Linked DNA regions of Homo sapiens: all the other regions are linked to region 2. A link is a loop called in an ENCODE intact Hi-C map of the cell type or tissue named here. Cell type or tissue: GM12878. All regions are shown on one strand. Region 1 overlaps BPTF (bromodomain PHD finger transcription factor). Region 2 has its middle 5.8 kb from the start of WIPI1. Region 3 has its middle 22 kb from the start of KPNA2.

Region 1 (2,500 bases), 500 kb before region 2:
TCCCTGTGATTCATGGTAATTCTCACTATGACTTTGACATGGTGTTCCTACACAGTGCCTATCAACACTTATAGACACACTGTGTAAGCGTTTGTTACATTTACTTTTCCTTTTGTCATTAGGTCTTTTGTTACAGAGGCCACTCTGCTCTCCACAATCACACATTTACACAGCTCCCCCTTGCCAAGCAGTGTAGACCCTCACAGGCTTTGGATAACTATCCTTGCATCATTCTCCACACCTTGTCCCCGGTGTTGAACTGAAGCATCTCCTTCCACGTTCCCTGCCCGTTAGTTAGCCAGGCCACTGCCCACATTGTCACAAACATTATATTAACAGGAAAACTGGCCCGTGCCATATTCCATTATGAGAGGTTATTTTTAATTCGATTAAATTCCAATGTTTATTCAGAAAACCTGGTAGAGATTGAATTACTCTATGTACTTTCTTAGTTTTCTTCTTCATATCATATTTTGACCATTTATCTTCTACACCTGGCTGACCTGCATGTTCCTTGTAGTGTAACTTCTACTTGGTGTTTGCGCTTTGCTTTGTTTTCAAATTTAAATTGTGAGATACATTTTCAAACCTATCTAAGAAATAGCCCTGATATTGAAATGGCTTCTGTGGAATAGGTTTGACAGATGTAAGTCTTTGATTCTTTGGCTTTGGTTTTTGTGCCTGTTACAGTTTTACACACATTCATTCAGAGGAAGACATTACCATCAATGTGTTGTTTCTTTTTTCAAATTCCAGTATGTTTTTAAAGACCCATATTTCACTAAGCAGTGTACTTGTTGAAACTGATGTGAGTGACTTTATGTTTCCACATGTGATAGAGCATCAGATACTGGAGTTTGCCAGGAGTAGAATGGTTGGATTCAGAAATGTTTAGCTGACTCATTGCAGGAAGTTACACTGTAAAAAAGTGAATCAAGGCAGGGAAGACAGATTTAAGTACCATGCAGCTCAAAATGACAATTACATTGTCATTTTCATTGTGAATACTTTTAGGTTCTATATTGGCTGTGATCTTTGTACTAACTGGTATCATGGAGAATGTGTTGGCATCACAGAAAAGGAGGCTAAGAAAATGGATGTGTACATCTGTAATGATTGTAAACGGGCACAAGAGGGCAGCAGTGAGGAATTGTACTGTATCTGCAGAACACCTTATGATGAGTCACAGTGAGTTCTGATAAGAGCATCATATTTAATAATTTAGGAAGCCAAATTGCTCTGACTGGTTACTTATTTATTTTAAAATAAAAAGCAGATTTTTTTCTACATTTATTATACACTTACATTACAAATTCCTTTTCATTTTTCTCTTTTTCCCTTTTTACCTACCCTTCAAAATTTATCTTGCTTCATAGTGAATGTTTGAGACACATTGGGGAAAATGTGGTTTAATGGTAGATTTGATTCTTCAATATGTAACATAGAAATTAATGAGATTAAAATAGCCTGACTTGTTTGGACTTTATCAGTGTTTGAAATGGTGCTTTATTGTAGGTTAGAAAAACACTAATTTGGGTACAAGCTCTGAGACTCTGTTATTAGCTTATAGGATTTTGAACACCCATATGGTACAGTACTAGTTGAAAGATTTTTGGCTTTGTTTTCAGCTTTAAAATCAATTGAATGTTTCATATTTATCTTTAAATTGGTTCTCCAGTATTACACAGTGTTCTTATAAATTTTTTTACTGCTTGTTCTTAACATCAAAAATACTAAATTAATGAACTGGAATGTCAATCTTGAAAGTATTAAAACCATAATACTAAAACTATTTTATATCCCAGGGTTTAGCAAATTTTCAGGTGCATGCTTTATTATAAGTAACATCATCCCATGTGTTTTGAACTCACATTTCCATTTCGGATCTTGCAGATTTTATATTGGCTGTGATCGGTGTCAGAATTGGTACCATGGGCGCTGCGTTGGCATCTTGCAAAGTGAGGCAGAGCTCATTGATGAGTATGTCTGTCCACAGTGCCAGTCAACAGAGGATGCCATGACAGTGCTCACGCCACTAACAGAGAAGGATTATGAGGGGTTGAAGAGGGTGCTCCGTTCCTTACAGGTGAGACCCCTCTGTGTGCAGCATTTCAAAATGAAATCAGCCAGCATAATTTTGGAAGCATTTCTAGGATTTCAAGTTTCCAATCTTAGAATGATTATTTACTGACTCCCAGCTAGTCTAGTGAAGTGCCTAACAAACTGCAGTCCTTCACGTACCAGTGCCATGAGCTTTACCATATCCCCACACCACGTCAGCTTATCTCACACTCACAAGAGTGTTAACATGACTCACTTCTTTATACATTTTATTTTTAAGGAGACTTCCTCTCACCCCCATGGATTGAGAAGCAGTATGATTAGATTATAGTTGTTCTTGGCCGGGCATGGTGGCTCATGCCTGTAATCCCAGCACTTTGGGAGGCCAAGGTGGGCGGATCACAAGGTCAGGAGATCAGACCATCCTGGCTAACACGGT
Region 2 (2,500 bases):
TGCCCTTGTCCCCCAAATGGAACCATTATTTCTGGATTTATTGATTAAAAGGGGAGAGACAGGGAGCAAAAACTAACAACACTTCTAATATTCCTTGACTTATATATTCCTTCCCAAGAGTCAGGAAAAATGTTATTTCATGAAAGAGTGAATTGATGTCTTAATCTTCATTCTCTCCCCTCACCTGTCTTATTTTTGCCTCCAGAATAGCCTTCCTAAAACACCAAGGTGAATTACAGGTTCTCAATAAATGCTTGCTGATTGGCTGATGATCACGAAGACAGTTGCTTTCTACAAGTGCTTTTGCTAATGTCCTTGGAGCTGAGAGTCTGTTACCCATGCCAGTGCAGAGAGGTTCAATCAAGGTGTTTTTGTTCACCGAGGCATCTTCGCACTGGTCAAGAACACAGAGACGGGTTCAGCAGGTCAGCCAATCACCCTGCCTTAAATTTTAGAATATAATTATAGGCGATACTTGAAAATAGAAGACCAAGCTTTATAGAAAGCTTGGTTTGGAGCGTCATAGATCTTCTCATGTGACGCTAACCACATCTATCTGGTCTAGGAATGTTTATCCCCATCAGGCAGCTGCATATGCCAAAGTGGAGACTGTCGAGTAAGTTGCCAAAGGCCCTAGGACAGTTTTTGATGCAGGTGTAGTTTGTATTCTGTCCCTTCCACTGGGTGCCCAGGTTGCCTGTCACGCTGTCTCTTGGACTGCTTTGGCTCAAGGCTGGAAATAGAATTGGCATCTTAACCTGTGCTTCATCCTATGAAGGGACAGAGGAGCAAGGGGTGAAGAGATAGAGGCAGAATTGTGCCAAGAGGGCCACGGGCCAAGTACAAGGGGGAGAGTGTGGAGTCCTGCAGCTCTTCAAAGGGCACCAGCACTTTGCCTACATTTACCAAGGGTACATCTAGAAATATTCAAAAACGTCCTTTGCTCCCAAGCAGAGAGTTAGCCTGTGCTCCTGGCTGGGCATGGCTTGTTGGAACGTGCTGTACGACTTTAGGTTTCTTTCTAGTCTAGCGGTGGTGCAGGGAGTGGTAATCATTCTCTAGAATCAGTCACCCCTGGGAAGAAGGTGGATTCAAAGGCTTTGGGCTTAGGGTGAGAGGGGCGTGGCTAAGAATCCCGAGATTCTTGGTGAACAGTGCCATCTAGTGGTCTGTATGATTTAGTTCTAGGATGGTTGGGGGGACACCTCAGGAAAAACTGGCTTGAGTGATAAGATATGGGTAGCCAGTCCTAAAGCCCCAAAAGAAAGTCTCTGAGGCTCCCTTGTGTATTTTTCCAAAACCTCTTTACTGTCTATAAATGGAAAACACAGAAGCCTCCCTCACCACTTCCTCTGAAGGAGGAGAAGTTTGGAAGGAGTTTGTATATTCATTCATTCATCCATTCATTCATTTGACCAATTTTTATCATGTGCCTGTTGTGTGCCGGTCATGGCTCCAGGTTCTAGGGATATGACGCTGTCCAAAATAAATAAAAACCCCTGCCCACCTGGGCAGAGAGACCATTAACAAGAAAAATGAGATGTATAGTATCTTAGATGGTGATAAGTGCTAAGAAATGTATAGCAGTGAAAGTGTGTTTGGGAGTGTGGGGTGTAGGGAGGAGAAATTTTGCATAGGGTGGGCAGGGAAGGCCCCACTGAAAATTTCCATTTGAACAAGACCTCAGGAAGAAAAGGGAGCAGGTTATGCAGTCATATGGGAAAAAGCTCAAAGAGCAGCGAGGAGGCAGGGCCGCTGGAGTGGGGAGAAGAGTGGGGAGAACTACAGGCAAAGAGGTCAGAGTGACCTGAGAAATCACTGGAAGTTCTGACTTACACTGGAATTCGACACAGACAGCTGTGTTGAAAAGAAATTGAAGGTGTCTTGGGAGATTCACAATTCACTTTAGCACGTTCAAGTCTCCAGAAAGCCCAGCATTATGTTTATTTAACATTGTTTCCCAAGTACTTTCCAAGCTTATTTAAAGATAGATTCCCTTTCTTCCAGGAACACCCACTACTTCATGTGGGAACCTGAGAAAATGGAAATCAGCTCAGATGAGCAGACTGGAATGTTCCCAACAGTCATAAACAAGGCCAGCACAAGGCCAGGTGAAAACTGTGTTTAACCCAAGGCCACACTGTAGCTGCAAAATTACTGACATTGGCATATCTAATCCTTTCTTATCAAAGCCTCTCCCAGACCCACTCGATTTCTCCACTTGCTGAACAAAAATTTCTGAGATATCCGATGATGAAACCACCTGCTTCACAACACATCCATTCCTGACCTGATTCCTGTTTCTTCTACCTTTCCCTTCCTAGCATAACTTAACACAAACCTGGCAAAAAGCCCTTTCCCACAGCCTCTTACTGAGATGCCTCATGGTTCACTTGATGTGCACACCCTCTTGCTGCAGGAAGTTAATAAAACTGACATTGCCGAGGCGGATGGATCGTGAGGTCAGGAGTTCGAGACCAGCCTGGCCAACACGGTGAAA
Region 3 (2,500 bases), 410 kb before region 2:
CAGGCCCAAGTCACAATGCCCAGCTAATTTTTGTATTTTTAGTAGAGATTGGGTTTCGCCATATTGCTCAGGCTGGTCTTGAACTCCTGGACTCAAGTGACCCTCCTGCCTCAGTCTCCCAAAGTGCTGGGATTACAGGAGTGAGCCACTGTACCCAGCCACTCAATGCATTTTTACCTACATGGACACCCAGGTAACCACCATCCAGATAAAGACATGGAACATTTCAGCTGAGTGCGGTGGCTCACTCCTATAATCCCAGCACTTTGAGAGGCCAAAGCAGGAGGATTGCTTGAGTCCAGGAGTTCAAGACCAGCCTGGGCAACATGACAAAACCCCGTCTCTACAAAATACAAAAATTAGCCAGGCGTGGTGGTGTGCACCTGTAGTCCCAGCTACTTGGGAGGCTGAGGTGGGAGGATCGCTTGAGCCAGGGAGGTCAAGGCTGCAGTGAGCTGAGATTGCACCACTGGACTCCAGCCTGGGTGATACAGTGAGACTCTATCTCAAAAAAAGAAAAAGAAAACTAATGTGCCTCCTTTATCTAAAACACCAATATTAAGAACAACGATATTTCTAAAAATTCAGAGCTAGGTGTCAAAATGAATTCACCCCAGAGTGCACCAGGCATCGTCAGATTCTCTTCACTAGATTCAACCCCCAGGGCTCCTAAGTGGCTTCCAACCTGTGCTGTGGATGGACAGTGAGTGAATGCTTTTGGCTTTACATAGGAACGGTGAGGACCGGGTGCGGTGGCTCACGCCTGTAATCCCAGCACTTTGGAAGGCTGAGGTGGGCAGATCACCTGAGGTCAGGAGTTCGTGACCAGCCTGATCAACATGGCGAAACCCTATCTCTACTAAAAATACAAAAAGTAGCCAGACATGGTGGCAGGGGCCTGTAATCCCAGCTACTTGGGAGGCTGAGGCAGGAGAATCACTTGAACCTGCGAGGCGGAGGTTGCAGTGAGCTGAGACCATGCCATTACACTCCAGCCTGGGCAACAAGAGAGAAACTCCGTCTCAAAAAACAAACAAACGAACAAAAAATGGGAAGGGTGAGAACAAATGTTTTTCCTTCTAATAGTTTAGAAAGACAGAAAGTGGAAGTTATTGGTTCACACACACACACACATCAACAAAGTATTTGTTTTCTCATGGTGTGCCAAGATTTTATGCATGTCAAAAATATGAACACAGGGCATAGGGTTTGCTATGAAAAGCAACAGGGGGAGACTGAGTTCTGTGTGTTGTGGGCGAGGGAGGTATAGTATTTGTGAAAGCTGAAGACTCCCTCCTGACTGGAAAACCGCCACAGGGAGGCAGTAGAGCTTAGTGGCAAATAGCATTGGCTCTGGAATCAGATTTGAATTTCAATCCAGCTCTGACACCTAATAGCTGTGTGACGTCCAGCAAGTTGCTTAACTGCTCTGTGCCTCACTTTTCAACTCAGCAAAATGAGGATAAAACTAGTATCTAACTCCTACCAGTGCTTTAAAGGTGATTTGAATACGCAGCTCAACAAGTAAGCTCTCAGTCAGTGTTAGTTTACAAAGCAGGAGTTTAAGGGGGCAACTAATTTCATTTCAGATAGATAGATAGATAGATAGATGATAGATAGATAGATGGATCTTGGATAAATAGATTTTTTTTGAGAGCATAATATTTTTCAAGCTGTGCCAAATGGTTTAACCCAAAATCTAAACAGTTGCTCAAACAGCCTTTTTCCAGCCTCCACCTACAATCATGTCCCCTTCTGATCATAGAGCAGATTTCAACAGCTCCTTCAGAGAAACCAGGCCCTCCACAATGTTATTCTTCTACCTCTTTCTTGTCATGCAAAGGATGTATAATTTGTTCCATTTCACTCTCTCTCTCTTTCTTTTTCTTTCTTTTTTTTTTTTTTTTGAGACAGGGTCTCAGTTCGTTACCCAGACTGGAGTGCAGTGGAGCAATCATGGTTTAATACAGCCTCCACCTCCTGCCCTTAGCAATCCTCCCACCTCAGCCTACCGAGTAGCTGGGACTACAGGTGTGCACCACCATAGCTGGCTAATTTTTATATTTTTTTGTAGAGACAGGGTCTCATTATGTTGCCCAGGCTGGTCTTGGTCTTGAACTTCTGGCCTCAAGCAATCCTCCTGCCTCAGCCTCCCAAAGTGTTGGGATTACAGGCGTGAGCCACTGAGCCCAGCCCCATTTCACTCTTGAGTGTGGAAAACTTTCTTTTAGCCTTTGGGGTGACTATAGATAGACAGATGGAGATAGATAGATAGATGATGGAAATTTAGAATACATAATACCTATATATTCCAAATATATCTAATATATATGCATATGATAAATACATTATGATATATTATCATTACTTATACAATTTATTTTGGGTATTCTACTTGGAGTTTTACCTACAATTTCACCGAGATTAGGAGATCTGCTTTTTTCTGCTCTTTTTCATGTTCAAAGTTTCAAAGTAAGAGCTTAATGTGAAAGCTCCCAAT

The links. Hi-C counts contacts between places; a loop is a spot of excess contacts. Peaks named below come from ENCODE experiments on the same cell type or tissue, not always from the same donor. Only the 100,000 strongest peaks of a DNase experiment are listed, where the experiment ranks them.
Region 1: it touches region 2 in a loop (4-fold over the local background); 30 of 110 quality-filtered maps call a loop at or near these places.
Region 3: a loop joins it to region 2, with 11 times the contacts of the local background. A loop is called at or near these places in 15 of 110 quality-filtered maps.

What each region holds. Positions count from the first base shown.
Region 1 is chr17:67,962,319-67,964,818 of GRCh38, forward strand. BPTF (bromodomain PHD finger transcription factor) reads left to right here. Exons shown (of 28, transcript NM_182641.4): 25 at 1,894-2,086. Among named protein-coding and RNA genes, the nearest start is that of C17orf58, 33 kb to the right of the region's middle. In GM12878, a CTCF peak has its summit at 1,099 (motif pointing right); a DNase peak (open chromatin) is centred at 1,123.
Region 2 is chr17:68,462,006-68,464,505 of GRCh38, forward strand. It overlaps a transcript of PRKAR1A not described here. Among named protein-coding and RNA genes, the nearest start is that of WIPI1, 5.8 kb to the left of the region's middle. In GM12878, a CTCF peak has its summit at 1,159 (motif pointing left); a DNase peak (open chromatin) is centred at 1,106; H3K27ac peaks cover 1,114 bases.
Region 3 is chr17:68,056,375-68,058,874 of GRCh38, forward strand. No RefSeq gene overlaps it. Among named protein-coding and RNA genes, the nearest start is that of KPNA2, 22 kb to the left of the region's middle. In GM12878, a CTCF peak has its summit at 1,274 (motif pointing right); no DNase peak of the experiment used is centred here.